2 separate regions of the Homo sapiens genome follow, and region 2 is linked to region 1. A link is a contact called in ENCODE Hi-C or POLR2A ChIA-PET data. All regions are on one chromosome and are shown on one strand. Each heading gives the region's core, a stretch centred on a gene start or an enhancer-like site at or near the end of the contact. The rest is flanking DNA. Distances are from core to core; before and after follow the strand shown. Region 1 overlaps MACROD1 (mono-ADP ribosylhydrolase 1). Region 2 overlaps MACROD1 (mono-ADP ribosylhydrolase 1).

Region 1 (4,721 bases), core at 1,358-3,857:
CTCGTGCTGTCTTTCCTGATGGTCTCCCAGCCAGATGATGCACGTGCCAGCAGGGCTGCCCCATCCGTGTCCCAGCGCCTGGCACACGGTGGGGCTGGCTGCACACTTGTCAGAGAACAGAAGGCTGAGATCCGGCTCACAAGGGGAAGAGGAGAATGAAGGCCAGGCCAGGACGCTGGGTGACTTAGGGGAGCAGCCCCCACCCCCCCAACTCCTGGCTGGGGCCCCTCCAGGCAGCTGAGGCCAGGGTGAGGCCCAGAGCAGCAAGCAGGGGGAGTGGAGGCGGCCTCCAGGGACATGCAGGTGGGCTGTGCCCGCCTCAAAGTCACCTCTGTGCCTGCTCGCCCAGCCTCTCCCTGGCCCAGGAACCTGCTCAGCGCTTTCCTTGGGTCACTGCGTCTCCTCTGATGTCCCGGCCCCCACACAGCACCCCTCACCGCCCTCGGCAGCCCCCCTCCCTGGGCTGGAGGATTTCGTCCCTGTCAGGGGAACAGCAGAGGCAGTTCCTGCACCTGAGCACCTTCGTGGCTCTGGCCTCCTGCCACTGCCCTTGGAGCAGCCCCTGTCGCCTACACAGCTCCCGGCCCAGGTCCTGCCTCCCAAGGGCCCCAGGGTGGGCTCCCCTGCATGGCCCATGGTAGAGAGCTGGAGCTTGGGAGTCAGGCAGGCAGACCCAGCTTAAATCCAGCTGAGTGACTCTGGGCACCATCTGTAATGTCCACGGGCTCCTTCAGGAACTCATTAGTGGGCACCTGCTGTGAGCCAGGCGCTGTGCTGAGAGCCGGGGAAGAACCATGAGGGAGACACCCGAGGGCAGGAGTGGGGGTATCAAGATAAGCACCTGGGGGCCGGGCGCCGTGACTCACACCTGTAATCCTAGCGCTTTGGGAGACCGAGGTGGGTGGATCACCTGAGCTCAGGAGTTCGAGACCAGCCTGGCCAACATGGTGAAACCCCGTCTCTAAAAATAAAAAAAATTAGCCAGGCATGGTGGCTCGCACCTAGACTTTCAGCTACTCAGGAGGCTGAAGTGGGAGAATCACTTGAACCCTGGAGGCAGTGGTTGCAGTGAACCGAGATCGAACCACAGCACTCCAGCCTGAGCGACAGTGAGACTTCATTTCCAAAAAAAAGATAGGCACCTGGGAGGGGATTCTGGAGGCAGTGATAGTGATTCATGGCCCCCCCAGGAGAGCATCACCGGGGGCCAGGAGACCTGAGGAGGTGGCAGATGATGAGGGTCTCCTCCAGGCAGAGGGGCCATGGCAGAGTCTATGAAAAGGGTCTGGGGCTGGAGAGCATGGGGCAAGTTTGAGGACCATATGTACGGCAGAGGGAGAGGAGAAGGGGAGGAGATGGTCGATGGGGCCTGGGGGTCTGCAAGGAGCCAGTCTTTATCCTAAGAGCAAAGGGATTTCTCATTTCTCACTAAGGCTCCCAAGTCCCCCAGGGTTCCCTACTGGGAGGGTTTTCATAGGGCAGCTGGGGCAAAATAGGAGATTTTACCTCCTCTCCAAATGTACATTGTGAGAGGATCACTTTCCGTGTCTCAGCGTCCTCATCTGTAAAACAGGTCTGTAAACACGTCTTCCAGACAGGGAAAGGATTAAATGAGCTGTGCATGCACCAAGCTTACCCAGCCTGGGCCCAGGCATTCCACCTTGTTGGTCCCTTTCCTCCATAAAACATATCTTAAATTATATTTTATGACTTGGTTAGCATCAAGACAAATGTATTAATATTATATCTGATAACATTGTCTTTGACCTAAAAGTTCATTGTTTTCTTCTGATTTTAAAAGAACTGCAACATCTTTGTGGGCCCCTAAAAGTGTCATGGGCCCTAAGCACGTGTCTACTGTGCCCAGCAGGGAGGCTGGCCCTGCCTGGGCCCTAGGAGGCTGGCGCTGCCCTCTCAGTGAGGTGTTGGCTGGTAGGGTGCCCTCATCATGCACGTCCCCGTGCCCCTCCCTCCATGCCTTTCCTTCTTATCCTTCAAGCCTCAGCTCAAATGCCACCTCCTCCGAGAAGCCTTCCCAGTCTGCAGACTTCAGTAGATCCCACACGCCCCCATTCCCCTCGCCACAGCATTTAGCACGCCCGGGGCAGCTCTCAAGCCTGCTCCCAGCTACCCCTCCGGTCAGGACTGGAAGCTTCCAAGGCCCAGGGACTCCATACTGTTCTTTTCTCTGTGCCTGCTGCCCAGCACAACCCTGGCACCCAACTGGCACTGAATTCAAATGTTTTGTGTGGAGCATGGAGGAGGGGCCGGGTGCCACCTGTGCCTCGGGCCTCCTGTGACCTGTCGTTTCTGAGCACTCAGGTCTGGCCCTCTCCCTTTCGCTGGACAGCGGCCACCTGCTAGCCTCTAACTAGGCTGGGAGCAGGGGCACAAACTGGGGAGCTACTGCACCTGCCCTCAGGGACAGCAAGTGCTGGGGCAGAGGAGGGCCGGGAGGAGGGGTGTGTGGGAGTCGGAGACTGAGGTTTCCAGGCCCCCAGTCCCCAGGGACCGCCAGCAGCGGACAGAGGACTTGGCAGTGACTGGCATTGAGGGGTGCCACCCCAAGGTCACAGGCGCAGCACCGGGCTCAGAGCCAGTTAATCAAGTCCCAGGGAGCATGGCGCAGGCATGTCCTCGGGCGGGGGGAACCCGATGGGGCCGGGCCACCTCGGCCTGCAGTGGGGGCCTACAGGTGACTCCAAGAGCAGACCACAGACTAGGGCACTCCACAGCCTCCAGGGTGTGCTTGCTGCCGGGAGGCCCCGCCCCCACCCAGAGCCAAAGCGAACTGTGCCGCTCCAAGCTCCCAGGTCCAGGCTCGGGTCCCCCACTCAGCCCCACATGGCGTTCAAAGGCCCCTGTTTGCTGGGAGCAGGTCTGGGTCCCTTGGGTGGGGCTGGATCATGAGCCCCAGCTTGGACTCGCAGTCCAGTGCCCATCCCCCACCTCACACAGCCACTGCCCGCCTGAAGCCACCACGCCTTCAGCAAGAAGAGCCCTTTGAGGTGGGCATGTTGGGGGTCAAGAAAAGGAGCTGTGACAACCAGTGCTCCTGGGCCCACCTGCATCTCCCCCAGTCCCCGGGTACTCTGTGAGCCTCAGTTTCCTCCTCTGGAAACTGGGTTGATGACTTGTTGTGTAAGGACCAGAGCCTCCCAGCAAACTGAGGGGGGTGGTGCAGTAGAGAGGGGACTTAGAGGCTCAAGCCGGTGGCCAGGAACTAGCTGAGGTGAAAAGGGCCGGCCACAGGCCAAGATGTTGGGGTGCACGGAGGCCTGAGGAGCAGGGAGACCTGAGAGGCCCTGCCCTGGGCTGGGCGGGCTGGGTGGCCACACCCAGAAGCCTGTCTGTTGGCATTGGCTGGCACAGCCTCCCTAGGCTCTTCTCTGCAAGCCTCCGGGCCATTCCCCTGCACAGCCTGGCCCAGCTCTCCGGCCTTGGAGGCAGCTTTATGGGGGAACCATGTGGCTTGGTGTCGAGGCCCAGGGGCCAGAACGGGGGCCCAGGGAAAGGAGGAGCTGAGGAACTGGGTCCCAGCCACCAGGTTGGCCACCTGACCCCCAGAGCCCCCCCACCCGTGGGACGTCAGGCACAGGGGGCTAGAGAAGGGGGCACAGTAGACTGGCCTCCCGGGGCACCCACTGTGCGTGGGTGGCCTGGGACCAGGTCCTCCGTGCATCCAAGTCTGAGCCCCCAGCACTGGGCCGCAGCCACTCTCCTGCCTGTGGCAAATCCCATCTCCTGGCCTGGCCTCCCCCAGCTCCACCCAGCAAAGTCTTCCCTCTGCCCCCAGCTCACCCCCTCCTCAGGCTCTGGCCGGGTTGGCGTCAGGTCAGTTCACCCCACTCACCTTGCCGGGTGCAGTGCAGGCCACACACAGTGGAGTTTGGGGGCGCCAGGTGGGCAGGGGAATGGCATCACCTTCCCACAGGGGACTGCAGAACAGCAGGTCAGCAACCCTCCCCTACCACCCCTTCGAGGCTCGCTGCCAACCTATTTGGCACAGTGCCCTCTTTGAGCAGGAGCCAGCTCATTTGTGGCCGGTGTTAATTAAGAGAGAGAGGTGATGGGGGGAGGTGGGGGGGTCCCGAGGAGGGCAGCTGCCGACCGCTGCCAGGACTGCCCAGGCCAAGGGGCCTGGAGCTGGACCGAGACCTGAGATGCCCCCTCCTCCCTCGCTGGCTCTGGGGTGGCACTGCCCAGATGCCCAGCCCTCGCCTCTGCAGCTGGACCTGCTGGGGTGGGGAGTGGGTGGAGGCTGCATCTGGGGCTTGCGGGGTACTCTGCCTGGTTTCGAGAAGGCAAGCCCCACCCCTGGCCAGGGAAAGGCAGTCCCTCTGACCGACCCTCAGACAGTGTCCCTGGGGTCAGCTGGCTTCGTGGCTTGGCTTTGGAGTCAGACAGACTCTTCCAATTCTGCTGCTGCCACCCCATGACTGAAGCTCCCTAAGCCTCAGTCTCCTTCTCTGTAAAATGGGAACCATCGCACCTCCCTTGTGGCTTTGTTATGATAATAAATGGGCCCATCTGTGCCCAGCACCCCGTCTACACCCAGCAAATAGTCTTGGTCAGCAGAAATGTACATTCATGCCCAGGCGCGGTGGCTCACACCTGTAATCCCAGCACTTTGGGAGGCCGTGGCGGGTGGATCACTTGAGGTCAGGAGTACGATACCAGCTTGACCAACATGGTGAAAACCAGTCTCTACCAAAAATACA
Region 2 (4,721 bases), core at 1,623-4,122, 39 kb before region 1:
GGGCGGGGCTGACACGCCCGGCCTGGAGGGCTTTGGCCCCGTTCACACCCGCCGGCTCCGGGACCCGGGCGACCCGGGGGCTGCAGGACTCAAAGACTGGGCATTCGAGAGGTAGAAATGAAAGTCTCGCATTTTCCGGTGAAAATACAGTGGGCTCGGCACAGAGCTCAGCCTCGAAGTTGATGAATGAATGAATGAATGAATGAACGAATGAACTAAAGAGAAGCGCAGACAGACCTTGCCCCAGGTCACGGCGTCCGGAGGAGAACCCAGTTTCACCAGTTCTAATCCTCAGGCTGTGCGCGCATGGGAGGCCACTGCCCAGCGTATCTCCAGGCTGGGGCCTGCTCTGGGTACCCCTCACAGCACACACAGCTCCGACCTCGGAGCCGCCAGGCATCTGTGAGGGCCTGGAGTCGCGGGCAGCCCCGACAGGGGCCCCAGGTCCCACATGCCTCCCGCACCTGCCTGGGACTCTAGGGATCCGGAAACACAACCAATCCGAGGCCTTCTGGGTCTGGCAGAAAGGCTGGTGTTCTGCTGGACTCCTGCCCCCGATTTTACAGATGAGGAAACTGAGGCCCAGATCGGCCTGCAGGCGGAGGAAGACCTCCCGCCGCTCCCGGAGCTCTGGGGCCTCCTGGGCGCCCGCGTGGGGAGCTGTCAGGCCGCTTGAAATGTGGGCCTGGCCTCTCTGCCCGCTGGGCAGATGCTGGCACCGCCGTCCGCGCCTTAAATATTCATTCACTTGACAGAACACTAATTAAACAAAGTAAGGTGCATTATTACTTGATTAAATTTTTTATTGGCAGCTTAATTGGTCTGTTAGTTGCCCCTTAGGGAGTTGTTCGCCATTCCCCCCTGCCGTGTGGGAGGGGGGCCCCTGGACGTCCCGCACCGCCCTTCCCGGCCCTCAGTACCACAGGGTGCCCCGGCCCCCCAACATCCCCCAAGCGCCCCAGCTGCTCAGGAGGTCGCGGTTGCCAGCCTCGCCTCGCCTCCTCGGCCTTCAAGGGCTGGACCCTATTGGATCAGTAGCAACCAATCAGCGCCTAGGGGCGGGCCTCTCGGGGTCAGGACCCTTGGAAGACCCAAAATGATTAACTGAGAAACTCAGGAGAGGGAATAGACCCGGACTCAGAGGGGAAGGCCTGCGTTTGCCTCAGCTGGGAGTAGCTGAGTGACCTGCCCCTCTCTGTGCCTAGGCCTCAGTTTCCCCATCTGCACCACTGCAGGGCTGGACTTTTCTGGCCCACCATCCATCCAAGAGTCCAGGTACCCCGAGACCCCTGCGGAGGCACACACACCTTCCAGCCTCTGAGATGCCTGTTCCCCAGATGAGGGTGGAAGTACCCTGCAGGCAGGGATGGCCTGGGGGGCCTGGGTACCCAGGGTCAGCCTGTGGAAGGGCATGGGATGCCCTCTCAGAACAGGTGGGCCCACGCTTCCCTGTCCAGCCTCCAACCCTGGGGGGACATCTCTTCCCACCCCCACTACAGGGAGCAGGGCAGCCTGCTGGGCTGCGAGCCTCTTGGGATAAGCCCGCAACGCCTCCCATGTCGGTGGCTACACGCATCCACCTTCAGTGGAGCCAGGACCCGCAAGACCCTCTTCACAGGGCGGCACCTCTCACCTGCTTCTCCCCTTTCCCCGCTCGGCAAGAGGAATCTGGAGCCAGCCTTTGCCCCCTTTAGACAGGCTGCCCCTCCTACTGCTCCCCAAGTCTGTCCTCTGGGGGAAACACAGAAGAGGAAGAGAAGGACCAGGGGCTGTTCCGTCCTTTCAGCACTGGTCAAATTTCCATGTGAGCCTCAGTTTCCCCCAGTGCAAATTGGGTGCCCATCCTCACTCCATCCAAAGAGCATCAGGCACTCCTCAGCCCATCCAGTAGACAGTGAGCCCCTGTTTTGAAGGTAGGGGCAGAGGGGGAAATGGAGCCCTCCCACGGTAGCCTGGGTCCATGTGTCACTCACCCCCACCTCCAGCTGTGCCTGGGTGTGGCCCAGGCCAGAGTGAAGATGGAAGCTCCCCTATCACTGGTCCTACCCCCCCTTGCCGGCTGCCCTCTTCACGCCCTCCCACCCGTCAGAGAGGATCCAGGCCCTGGCCGATGACAGAGGAATCGTCTGGCCACCCTAGAAGCTGCCGCTGGCAAGCAGGAGGCGAGGTAATTGGCATCGCTGGCCAGGGAGCAGGAAATGAGCGGTTGCAGCCGGCGTGGAGCGGGAAGCTGTTCAGTGTCATGGGCCTTATCTGGGAACAGGCTGCCCAATTACAGGGCCGTGCCCGCTGCACCCGGCAGCTGCCGGCTCCTCCACCACCCCCTCTTCAGTGTCCTCGTGGCATCTCCCAGGCCTGGGCATCTGCTGCCCCTTCCAAAAGGCATGAGGCAGCTGCCTGGGAAAAGGCCTGACCTGCTCTTCGCCCACCCAGGTGGCAGCTACAGGTGCCCCCTCGTCAGGCCTGGCATACAGGGGAGGACCCCCCCCCAAGCCCTCCTCACCTGCAGGTGACTGTCCAGACTAAGCCCTGCCTGGGCTGCCTCCTCTAAGCGTCAGCCTTCGGATGGGGGCTGAGATGGGCACCAAGGAGCACAGCAGAGCCGACAGTAGTCCCCAACTGCTCATCCGAGAGCACCCTCGGGGCAGGAGCAGGTTACCCTGCTCAGATGCCCACCTCTCTACCAGCCCCAGAAAGAGAGGATTAGTCATTTCGTGGGTGGACAGCATTCCACCGTCTATCCCAGAAACACAGTCGCTGGGGGCTGCAGTAAGGTGTCATGGATTAGGAAAATAGGCCTGTAATGGGTTCGCAATTGTTCCTAGCGCAGCCCAGTGTCGCAGATTACATTGCGCATTACTCAGTGGCTCACAGATGGTGGCAGGCCAGCTGTCCCAGGAGGCTGAGCACAAGGTGGGGTGGCAGTGGCAGCGTTGTCTTGGGAGCCCAGGGGTGGCACAGTGGAAAGAAAACTGGCTTTGGGGTTGCACCCACATGAGTTCAAATCCTGTGACCTCACGAATTCGTGCCTCGGTTTCCACAACTGTAAAGTGGAAAGGGGTGCTGCTGCCTGCTGGACCCGCGAACATGCCCAGCACCAAGTACAGAGTAAGCGCTCAACAAGTGGCTGTCCCCTTCCTCCTCCTGGGCCATGTCAGGCACCCCTTTGTGGGAAGGTCTCCCTCAGGTCTGGGTACAGATAGAGTGGGGGAGCAGACACCCTGGGGACCCTGTAGCCCCCTCTCCTGACCTTGATCTTCAAGGGGTCCAGGCCCTTGGGTGTAGGTCCTGCTCGGGCAGTGACCAGCCAGATGGCCTCAGGATGCCAGCCCCTCTCTCATCTGTAAAATGGGCGTGGCAGCTGTTTGGCCTGGAGAGCTGGGCTTGCCTCCACGCCAGCCTTCCTGGCTGGCTGGGGCTTCCTGAGGGGAGGGACTGGGTCTGGCCTCTCTCTGTCCTCAGAACTGGCATGAGCTGGCACCATGTGGGTCACTCCCCATGAGGTTTTAAATCTGCCTTGGTAGGTGAAACTGTTCACCGAGCAAGAGCTGTGCACATACAGGGTGGATGAGGGGTCCCTGCGGCCTGAGCAGAGGGACCCCACCTGCTCTCAGTCTGCAGGGAGGAACCACCAATGGGCTGTCCCGTCCCCTACGTTCAGCCCCCAGCCAAGCTGGTCCCAGAGGCTGCCCTTTCTCCCAGCCTTATAAACACGGGGCTGGCTGTGGCCTAAAGTGGCACAGGGGCACCCGGGTCCAGCAAGCACTTAGGGAGCCGATGAACACACAGGAAGCCCTGTTTCGTGAGAGCTGGTGCGACGCAGGCTGGCCTGCAGGGAGGCCTGGAGCCTGGGAGCCCAGGGCAGGCTTGCTTAGGGGGGTGACACGGGCGCAGAAGCTGAAAGGAAGGGCCAAGGCTGTACCCGGGCTGGGTGGGGAAGCTGGGAGCAAAGGAGGGGCTGTCCTGTGGCAGTGTCAGCCCGATGGGTGCAGACCAGCTCCGACCCTGGTACCTTGGGTCTAGGGAGTGTAGATGAGTTTAGAAGGCAGAGTGGAGGTCATCCCAGGGGGTGGGACAGGCCTTGCACCAGCCAGAACCCTTCCTTCAGCCCAGGGTTCGCACTACCCCATCCCACACCAAGGGGTCCCCAGGATGGGCCTCACACCCCTGCCGGGTTCTCTGCTGTCCCCTATGAGTGCTGCTGGTGGGCACAGCCCCGGGTGGTGCCTGTCCCCTGTGACCTGTCGGCCATGTTTCTCCATCACAACCAGCCCTGGCTGCTGCCATCCGGACTCAGGGCTGGCCACCCTGGCCGCAGCCTTTGGGGCATGAGGTTTGGGCCAGGCCCCCGGCTGTTGCCTACAGATGGAGACCCAGGCTCCGTCTCTCCGTCCGTCTGTCTTCTCTCTAGTACAGCCTCCTGTTCCCGCAGCTGCTCCCCCTTCCTCCCCACCCTCCTCCCCTCAGGCAGCCTGGTTGGGCTGTGGGTGTAAATTTCCACTAGGAGAGGGGGCCTGTTCATTCTGGCACTGAAGCAGAGCCTGGGCGGGGAGTGGCGGGGTAGCGGGAGGAGCAGGAAGCAAAACGTGTAGGGGCTGCAGCAGGGACCCTGGAGACAGGCTGAGGCCTAGCTCCCTCAGCCTCTCCCATGGGCCCACCTGCTGCAGCTCCTCCAGGGAAGCCAAATGGGCAAAGACACCCAGGCATTTTTGCCTGCACAG

Evidence for each region. Hi-C counts contacts between places; a loop is a spot of excess contacts on that map. ChIA-PET counts read pairs that join two places held with the same protein, here RNA polymerase II (POLR2A). Pooled maps may share reads with other maps.
Region 2: a pooled map shows a loop between it and region 1 (2.1-fold over the local background). The contact joins two enhancer-like sites. A Hi-C loop is called at or near these places in 4 of 168 maps with a recorded cell type or tissue (astrocyte of the cerebellum, heart right ventricle, pancreas and 1 more), 4 of 37 single-sample maps with no recorded cell type and 8 of 50 pooled maps. POLR2A ChIA-PET finds 5 or more read pairs at or near these places in 9 of 52 experiments (A673, BJ, H1 and 6 more).

The regions. Positions count from the first base shown.
Region 1 is chr11:64,017,142-64,021,862 of GRCh38, reverse strand. All of the region lies in intron 3 of MACROD1 (mono-ADP ribosylhydrolase 1), which reads left to right. Among named protein-coding and RNA genes, the nearest start is that of FLRT1, 16 kb to the left of the region's middle. RefSeq lists an enhancer at 1-313. Within about 2 kb of position 2,607, at least 3 of the 41 ENCODE cell types and tissues checked have a DNase peak (open chromatin) inside an H3K27ac peak, as active enhancers do.
Region 2 is chr11:64,056,173-64,060,893 of GRCh38, reverse strand. The region is part of intron 3 of MACROD1 (mono-ADP ribosylhydrolase 1); the gene reads left to right. The region is part of intron 1 of FLRT1 (fibronectin leucine rich transmembrane protein 1); the gene reads right to left. Among named protein-coding and RNA genes, the nearest start is that of FLRT1, 23 kb to the right of the region's middle. RefSeq lists silencers at 1-25, 1,822-2,004 and an enhancer at 1,166-1,884. Within about 2 kb of position 2,872, at least 3 of the 41 ENCODE cell types and tissues checked have a DNase peak (open chromatin) inside an H3K27ac peak, as active enhancers do.